2 separate regions of the Homo sapiens genome follow, and region 1 is linked to region 2. Evidence: read pairs that join two places in POLR2A ChIA-PET (ENCODE). Cell type or tissue: Caco-2. All regions are shown on one strand.

Region 1 (5,000 bases), 130 kb before region 2:
GGCGGAGAGGCTCCTCACTTCTCAGACGGGGCAGCTGCCGGGCGGAGGGGCTCCTCACTTCTCAGACGGGGTGGTTGCCAGGCAGAGGGTCTCCTCACTTCTCAGACGGGGCGGCCGGGCAGAGACGCTCGTCACCTCCCAGACGGGGTCTCGGCCGGGCAGAGGCGCTCCTCACATCCCAGATGGGGCGGCGGGGCAGAGGCGCTCCCCACATCTCAGACAATGGGCGGCGGGGCAGAGACGCTCCTCACTTCCTAGATGTGACGGCGGCTGGGAAGAGGCGCTCCTCACTTCCTAGATGGGATGGCGGCCGGGCGGAGATGCTCCTCACTTTCCAGACTGGGCAGCCAGGCAGAGGGGCTCCTCACATCCCAGACGATGGGCGGCCAGGCAGAGACACTCCTCACTTCCCAGACGGGGTGGCGGCCGGGCAGAGGCTGCAATCTCGGCACTTTGGGAGGCCAAGGCAGGCGGCTGGGAGGTGTAGGTTGTAGTGAGCCGAGATCACGCCACTGCACTCCAGCCTGGGCACCATTGAGCACTGAGTGAACGAGACTCCGTCTGCAATCCCGGCACCTCGGGAGGCCGAGGTTGGCGGATCACTCGCGGTTAGGGGCTGGAGACCGGCCCGGCCAACACAGCGAAACCCCGTCTCCACCAAAACCAGTCAGGCGTGGCGGCGCGTGCCTGCAATCGCAGGCACTCGGCAGGCTGAGGCAGGAGAATCAGGCAGGGAGGTTGCAGTGAGCCGAGATGGCAGCAGTACAGTCCAGCTTCGGCCCCGCATGAGAGGGAGACCGTGGGGAGACGGAGAGGGAGACGGAGAGGGAGACGGAGAGGGAGAGGGAGAGGGAGAGGGAGAGGGAGAGCAACAAGCTCTTAAACATGTGAGAATCCTTTGTGGTCATTTGTTACAGCAGCCCCAGGAAACTCTCAGTCACTCTTTTATGGGTTCAATCACCTGCATTCTCCGCAGATGGCTCCTTATCAGCCAGTCAGGCCCCATGGGACCACACATCCCAGGAAACACCAGGGTGCCCTGCTGAGCATGGAGGTGGAAGAGGACACCAGGACAAGGGGACATAGATCCTACCTTTGAAGGAAGGAGAAAAATCATTCTTCTTAGGGACCCCTCATCCAGGGGGCAAGGCACGGCCCTGTCCTTCAAGAACTCCAGTCTCAAAGAAAGGACATGGCTGTATCATGGGGGATCCTCAGTCTGAGGCGTTCTCAGAACACAGATACAGAGAGACAAACAGAGAGACAGCTGTTGTCCTGTTTGGAGGGGTGACAGCAGAAATCAAAGAATTCCACTCCTCCATGGAAAGACAAAAGACAGGTGCTCACCCTGGGATGGAGGGGGCAGTGGGAGCCTGTTAGTACATCTGTGATCCCAGGGGTCAGGGCCTACAGAAGGACCCTGCAGGCTAATGGGGGCAAGGATACCAGAGAGTAGGGGCCTGTTTGCTCTTCTGACCCTGCAGCACTAACCATGGGGGGATAGGGAGTTTCTAGTGCACTGATTCCAGGCAGAGAGATGGAGCCTGTGAGATGTCCACAGGGAATCTGACATCCCTGGAACCCCGTCATGTCTTGGGGAATATGGGGTCCAAGGACAGATGGGAAGACAGGAGAGACATTATAGAAGCTAAAGGGTATGGGATGGCCTGAATTTGGGCTACAACCTCTGAAGAAGTCACTTCCTCATTTATAGCCAAAGTAAATGGGCACCCAGATAGTCTCAGTGTGGACCAGGAGCCAGCCTCACACATCCCTCCAAGCCCTCCCTATCCATCATACTCCCACCCTCCAATTTCACTCCCCACTTACAGGGCAAGCCGATTGGTTCATTAATCACTGCCTCCTCATCAGAGAGCTTGTTAACTTGTTGATTAGTGGGGAGTATGTCTCAGTCCTCGGTCAATGGGCTTGGCTACATCCATCCACACACCCACACCCATCATTGATGCATGACTCAGTGGTCATGAGACATGTCTGGGGGTTGGGGGGCTGACATCTGTGAGGGCAGAAAGTTCAGACACAATTGTTTTTGTAGATGTTTGAGACCAGGGCCTGCCTCCAACTTGTCCTTGAAGGGTAGGGGACAGAATCACTAGGGCTTCCTTGGCCCCATTCTCAGAGCCCCGGGCAAGGCCACCCTAAGTCAGGGAGACCATGGACCTGGACCCTAGCCAACCATTCCCCTTGTCCGGTGGGCTCAAGGGTCACTCATCAAGGGGGTGTGGCCTCTGCCATTCATCCTTAGAGGTCTAGAATTTTGCACCCCATCACCCACCTGCCCGTACCCACTCCCCACACATAAGCCCTCTCTTTGATCATCGTGCACTGTGCAGCACTGGCCCACTGCCCTTCCGCCTGCAGGCATTTCCTCATGCCCAGGGTCCTGCAGACAGCAGATGGTCATACAGCAAGAGTAATTCGATCCTCATTCAACAAGCGTTTATGAAGTCCCTGCTGTGTGCCAGGCACTCATCTAGGGACTGGGATAGGGCAGTGAACAAACAGGCAAAACCCTTGCCCTCATAGAGCTCACATTCTAGTGACAGGAAATAGAAAATAAATCAATAAGCATGGAGGCTGGGCGTGGTGGCTCATGCCTGTAATCCCAGCACTTTGGGAGGCTGAGGCAGGTGGATCACCTGAGGTCAGGAGTTCAAGACCAGCCTGGCCAACATGGTGAAATCTCGTCTCTATTAAAAGTACAAAAATTAGCCAAGTGTGGTGGCACACGCCTGTGATCCCAGCTACTTGGGAGGCTGAGGCAGGAGAATTGCTTGAACCTGGGGGGCGGAGGTTGCAGTGAGCTGAGATGGTGCCACTGCACACCAGCCTGGGTGACAAAGTGAGACTCTGTCTCAAACAAATTAAAAATAAATAAATAAATAAGCATGGAATATATCTGATAAGTGCTATAGAGAAAAATCAGAGCTGGGTATAGTGGCTCATGTCTGTAATCCCAGTGCTCTGGTAGACCAAGTTGGGAGGTTCACTTGAGCCCAGGAAGGAAGTGACGAAGCAAACCATGAAGCTACCTTGGGAAGAGTGGGAGGTGGGTTTGGGAAACAGTGATGCCAAGAAGGAAGGGATTTTCACTTTTCGTGGTAGGCATTCTCCTAGAAGCTCTCCCTCTCACCTGAAGCTTCTGCAAACCACAGTAACAGATACCTGTGGCATAGTGAGCACCCAAGGCTCAGGCTTCGCTCTAGAACAGAGGTAGGCAAACTCTTTCTGTAAAGGACCAGATAGTAAATATTTTAGGCTTTGTGCTCCAGACAGTCTCTGTTGACACTGTTAGGCTTAGCCATGGTAGCTTGAAAGCAGCCACTGAATACACCAAAAAAAAAAAAAAAAAAGAATGGATGTAGTAGTGCTTTAGTAAATCTTTGCTTACAGACATTAAAGTTTGAATTTCATATAATTTTCATGGAATAAATATTTTTTTAAGTTTTTTTCAACCACTTACAGATTCAACCACTTTAAAAAGCCATTCTTTTTATTATTATTGAGCTCAAGGGATCCTCTGGCCTCAGCCACCTAAAATGCTGAGATTATAGCCATGAGCCACTGTGCCTGGCATAAAAGGCATTTTTTTTTTTTTTTTGAGACAGTCTCACTCTGTCACCCAGGCTGGAGTACAGTGGTGTGATCTCAGCTCACTGCAAGTCCCCCTTCCCGGGTTCAAGGGATTCTCCTGTCTCAACCTCCTAAGTAGCTGGGACTACGGGCGCCCGCCACCATGCCCGGCTACTTTTTGTATTTTTTGTGGAGATGGGGTTTCACCATGTTGGCCAGGCTGGCCTCGAACTCCTGACCTCAAGTGATCTGCCTGCCTTGGCTTCCCAAAGTGCTCGGATTACAGGTGTGAGTCACCACACCCAGCCCCTAAAAGGCATTTTTAACCCACAGGATGTATAAAAACAGGCCCACAGGGCCATAGTTTGCTGACCCCTGGTCTAGAAAAGCAAGAACTCAGCTACCTCTGCTCTGGGTTGAGTTGTCGGTTTACCAAGAGTTGATTGGGTGTGTCCCTAGCCTGTTTATGCCAGGTGTACTGTCATTGTAATCATATAATTAAATTAAATATTACATAAACTGATGAAATGTGAGTGCATAAAGAATTGTTTCCTTGCAAATGACGTTAAATGCTTTGGAAGTAATACACAAAAAGATTTGCTGACATGTTGAATTAGATGTGAAAGATAAACTATTCAGGGAAAATCCTAAAAATCTAGAACTGTTCTACATCAGATTGCTTCACAACTGTCTTTAAGTTTAAATAAATTGAAAATAATAGGTGATGAATTATAGGATTGTGGGTGTGATTTATGCAAGAAAGTCAAAGAGGGATTTGAGTCAAGATACCCAAAGAAAAACTAGTGCCTGAGTGTGAATTTTGTTTGAAGTCAAAACAAAGTGACCAGGACCTACACGTGTCTGTTTTTAACGATTGCCCACTTGAACTGACGTTTCCAAAAGACTGGTCAATGACTCAGACCTACTTATATCAAAACAAGGGCTTCTCCGGTATTTTATATATTTCCAATATAGTTTGAATGTTTTATGGGGTATTTCGTTTTCTTTCTTTCTTTTTTCTTTTTGAGACAGAGTTTTGCTCTTGCTGCCCAGGCTGGAGTGCAATGGCGCCATCTTGGCTCACCGCAACCTCTGCCTCCAGGGCCCAAATGATTCTCCTGCCTCAGCCTCCTGAGTAGCTGGGATTACAGGCATGTGCAAACACGCCCAGCTAATTTTGTATATTTAGTAGAGATGAGGTTTCTCTATGTTGGTCAGGATGGTCTCAAACTCCCAACCTCAGGAGATCTGCCCGCCTTGGCCTCCCAAAGTGCTGGGATTACAGGCGTGAGCCACCGCGCCCGGCCAGGGTATTTCTATTTAATGTCTTAAAGAACAACCAAAGAATTTTTAAAAACCAAATATAAACCAAATGCTGGTGTGTGTTGTGAAGCCTTAAATAAAAT
Region 2 (5,000 bases):
ATGACTGTAGCCATAAAAATATGGTTGTTTTATGTTTTTAAAATTTACATAAATGGCTCACACTGGCCTAAGCTTTTATATATAACTTGCTTTCTCCCAAATCAGCCTTGTTTTTACAATTTATCCATGTTGATGTGCTTCAAGTCAGTGACGAGTAAATAAATAAAATGAAATAAAATTGATCCATGTTAATATATCTAGATCTAGTACATTTATTTCATATATATAGTATTCCACTATATGAATATAAGCCCACAGATCCAAGAAACTCACTGAATCCCAAGAAGAAACATGAAGAAAATTACATTTAGACATCACAATCAAATTGCTCAAAACCACTGATAAAGAGAAAAATCTTTAAAGCTGCCAGAGGAAAAAAAGACATATTACACACAGAGGAACAAAGATAAGGATTATAGCATATTTCTCATTGAAAACAATACAACCCAGAAAATAACAGAGTAACATCTTTGAAGTACTTAAAGGAAGTCACCCTAAAATTGCATACCCAGCAAAAATAACTTTCATTATTATTATTATTTTTTAACAAGCTCCCGCTATGTTTTTAACAAGCTCCCACCAGGAGATCTCAAATTCCTGGCCTCAAGCGATCCTCCCACCTCTCGGCCTCCCAAAGTGTTGGGATTACAGGTGTGAGCTACCACGTGGCTAAAAAAACCTTTCAAAAATGGAGATGCTATAAAGACTTTTTCAGACATTAAAAAAAAATTAAAATAATTTATCACCAGCAGACTTGCACTATAAGTAGTCATAAAGGAAGTAAAATGACTAACAGATGAAAAACTGGGTATCTACAAAGAAATGAAGAGCATGGAAAATAATAACAAGCACAGGAAACAACAACCACACAGGTAAATATAAAGACTTTTGGTATTATTTAAATCTCCTTAAAAGACAACTGTTTAAAGCAAAATAACAATGTAGTGTGGGGCTTAAAACATATGTAAGAGTGAAATGTATGACAGCAGTAGCCCAAAGGCTGGAAGGTGAGAAATGGATATAGACTACTATGCTATGCATAAAATAGTATAATACCAATTGAAGGTATACTGTGATAGGTTAAAGATGTATACCATATACTTAAAGCCAATCATTAAAATAATATAGCAAACAGTTACAACTAAAAAGCCAACAAGAAAGATAAACATGCATGATTCATTTAAAATTCTGATAAACTGGAAGTCATTAAAATTAGAAACTTCTGCTCTTCAAAAGACACTGTTACAAAGACAAAAACACAAGCCACAAACTGGGAGTACTTATTTGCAAATGATGTTGCTGATAAAGGATTTGTATTCAGCATTAGAAAACCCTCAAAGCTCAATAAAAAAAATACACACACAATTTTTTTTAAAAGTAGAGAGAAGATTTGAACAGATAATTCAGCAAAGAAGACATAAGGATGGCAGATCACTAGTCATTAGCAAAATGCAAATTATAACCACAAGTAACACTACACACACATTAAAATATCTAAAATTTAAAAAACTAACCATACTAAGTAACAGCAGTGATACGGAGGTACTGGAACTCACACACTATTGGTGGAAATGTGAGGTGGTAAAACCATTTGGGAAAACAATTTAACTTAAAAAAATTATGCATACACCTAGCTTATTATCCAGCCATTTCATTCCAGGTGAAATGAAGGCATATGTCCATGCAAAGACTTATATATGAATGTCCAAGGAGTTTTGTTTCTAATAGCCCTAAACTAGAAATAACTCAAATGTTCATCAGTAAGTGAATGAAAAAAAAAAACAACAAAACTATAGTATATCTCTACAATAGATTACTACTAAGCAATAAAAAAGGAATGAACTATTAATTCATGCAACAACATGGATAGATCTCAAAATAAATAAGCTGCGTGAAAGAAGCCAGATGAAAAAGAGTTCATTTTATATGATTCTATTTACATAAAAATCTAGGAAATGAAAACTAATCTATAGTGACAAAAAGCCTACAGATGGCAGTGGGAAGAGAAAGGTGGGGAAAGAAAATATTACAAAGGGGTAGAGGAATTTGTGGTGATGAATATGTTCAGAATCTTGACTGAGGCAATAGTTTCATGTGTATACGTACATCAAACTTACCAAACCATATGATTTTAACAAAGTTCTTTACATCATCTAAACCTGTTTTCATTAATCATATTGTTGGTGCTGGTATTCTGAGTACTGTGTATGCACTGTGAGGTGAACAAATGAATACTTATGTGAAGTTCTAATTCTATCATTTCTGGCACCACTGAAAACCAAGGGAACCAATACTTTGTATGGGAAAAAGGAGATTCAAGACCAGAATTTTAATCATTTGAATTTGAAGTATCAGTATGAACTCCTGGTATCATTTTATCTTAAAGATATGCCCACTAAAAAAAGCCTAGAAACAATGACAAACCCAAGCGATGAGTACCTCTAGTGCCAAGGGAACCTTGGAGAAATGGCTGATTCCAGATCTGGGTTAGAAAATGTACAGATGAGCCTGGAACATGTTGTCAAATCTAGACAACTAGGGTTATGTCAAAAGGACTCAGGAGCCCAGTGACCAAAATAACAACTTGCATACCAATAAAGACAATGATTTCAGTGAAATAAAAATATCAAATATTTTTCTATTTGAAACTAAGAAATATTTTTCTATATGAAATATAACTTAAATCCATAAGTTAATTAACTGGTTACTGTTAGAGGATGCTAATGGATCAATTCATTATTTTGAAAATGAATAAAGCAAACAAATTATGCATTTATCCCATCATTTATAGAAACCGTACCTACCAACAAGTAATCAAATAGAAAATGAAGTTTCACTTTATAGAACTATTTCAGCTAACAAATACAGAAGACCTGGTAGAATTAGATTATTACCATTTTGCAAACCTTAACAAATTAATGGATCTAGGTATTAATCATCAATGTCTATAATATGAAAAAGCAGAGATGATCCAATATTATGTGCCTCCTGATTAAGTACAGATCACTTGTACTATCTAATGAAGTAGTCATAGCCACCCATCAAAAAACAAACAAGCAAATAAACAGAAACATGAATGTGATCAAGTCTCCAGATTAAACTACCAATGAACAGAAAAGAGAGCAGAATAACATGCTATATACTACATGGATGCAACCAGTAACATACAGATTGTGATAAACTCTAAGACAAAGCCACCTGAATTCCTCAAAATTAAATTCCAAGGGGAAAAATAAGAGAGGGAACCACTCCCTAGATGCTGACATTCTCAAAGTTCAACCTTTTTATTTCTCTAGCCTTTCCTCCTTTGGTGACCTCATTCACCATATTAAGCTATAAACTTTGTGACTGATTATCAAATCTCTCATGATGACACCAAAGAGGTGACATGTCTAAAGCCCAACTTCATCATGGGTTACAGATTCACAGGACCAAAAGGAATCTTAGAAATCATCCAAGCTAACCATCTACCTAACATACTGATCCAATACAAACAAGGTCACTTTCAAAAACTTGGAGCAAAATTTTGAACAGAAAATAAATAAAATCCAAATTTCCTAACATTCAAAGCCCAATCCCTGTTTCTAGTTTTATCTTCCTTCTCTTCTACATATATTCTACTCCACTGACAAACTAGACAATAGCTATTCCCCAAATATGCCCGTATGCTCTTACCTAATCTGTTTCTATACCATAGCCCCATCTACTATTTCCATTAGCTGAAATATTCCCATTGGCGAGATAATGATCTTCTATTCTGATTTACATCCCTCTATACAATAAAGGTGAATGATTAGCATTTCTACAGTATCTCTGATATTCAGGATTGAGTATAAAACACTCAAAAGAACCAAGCTAGAACCAAATCTTTCTCACCAAGTCCAATTCAAATACCACTTGTTAATACCTACACATAGCTCTAACTCATTTCTGACCCACATTTCCCAAATTTTCCCTAATTTGGCACATATAGACAGCCTATATAAAAGTTAAAAAATTAAATCAGATAATATTTGAAATTACAAACTCTAAGCATGCTAGAAATGTGGTAGTAATTTTCACATAAATGTAAGGTTAACTTTACTATCTCTGAAAACTCATTTATTTTGTCCATCTAACAGCAAAAGATTCACTCATAATCCTTATAAAAATTATTTTGTTTGCCATATACTCAATATCAACTTTTTTTTTTTTTTGAGAGCGACAAGGTCATGGGGTGTCACCCAGGCTGGAGTGCAGTGATGTGATCTTAGCTCACTGCAGCCTTGAACTCCTGAGCTCAAGTGATCCTCTTACCTCAGCCTCCAGAGTAGCTGGGACTACAGGTGCACGCCACCACAACCAGCTAAAATATAAAATATATATATATGTATATATTTTTTTTTAAGAGATGAGGTCTCGTTTTGTTGCCCAGGCTGGTCTCGAAATTCTAGTCTCAAGTGATCCTACTGCCTCTCAAAGTGCTGGGATTATAGGCGTGAGCCACCACTCTCAGCCTTAACTCTCAATTTTAAATGAGATGTGACTCATCACAGAGTCACTTATACTGACTTATGCTGGAGTTAGATATTAAAGTGAAGGAAATGCAACCTCATGAGATCTTGAAAAAAAATTTAAAAATATTTTAAAAAATAAAGTTAAGGCAAAAAACAAAATCTTTATAAAAATTCAGTTATGTAGGTTTGCTAAAAAATAACAAAACAATAATACTATAAAACTGTATTTTCATACATCATTGGTGAGTATACATCAGCTCTTAATCTTAGGCAAAGACTTCTAGATGCCATCTAGTAGCATGTTCTCTCACGCTTCCTCAGAAACAGAACTTCAGTTTTTTTCAAAGTAGCAATGCATTCAACTAAAAGACAGTATTTTCCTTTTCTTCTGCAGCTATTATGCCCATATTATTCAATTCTAGCCCATGGAACATAAAAGGAATTGTTATGTGATTTCCAGCAAGGATCATTAAAAGGAAACTAGTAACCTGTTTTTCTTTGCCT

The links. ChIA-PET counts read pairs that join two places held together with the same protein. Peaks named below come from ENCODE experiments on the same cell type or tissue, not always from the same donor. Only the 100,000 strongest peaks of a DNase experiment are listed, where the experiment ranks them.
Region 1: POLR2A ChIA-PET joins it to region 2 with 5 read pairs; 4 of 35 experiments call an interaction of 5 or more read pairs at or near these places.

Annotation. Positions count from the first base shown.
Region 1 is chr17:28,218,907-28,223,906 of GRCh38, reverse strand. The region is part of intron 1 of LOC105371710 (a long non-coding RNA gene); the gene reads left to right. Among named protein-coding and RNA genes, the nearest start is that of TMEM97, 98 kb to the left of the region's middle. In Caco-2, no CTCF peak of the experiment used is centred here; DNase peaks (open chromatin) are centred at 2,176 and 2,356.
Region 2 is chr17:28,086,248-28,091,247 of GRCh38, reverse strand. All of the region lies in intron 1 of NLK (nemo like kinase), which reads right to left. Among named protein-coding and RNA genes, the nearest start is that of NLK, 46 kb to the right of the region's middle. In Caco-2, no CTCF peak of the experiment used is centred here; no DNase peak of the experiment used is centred here.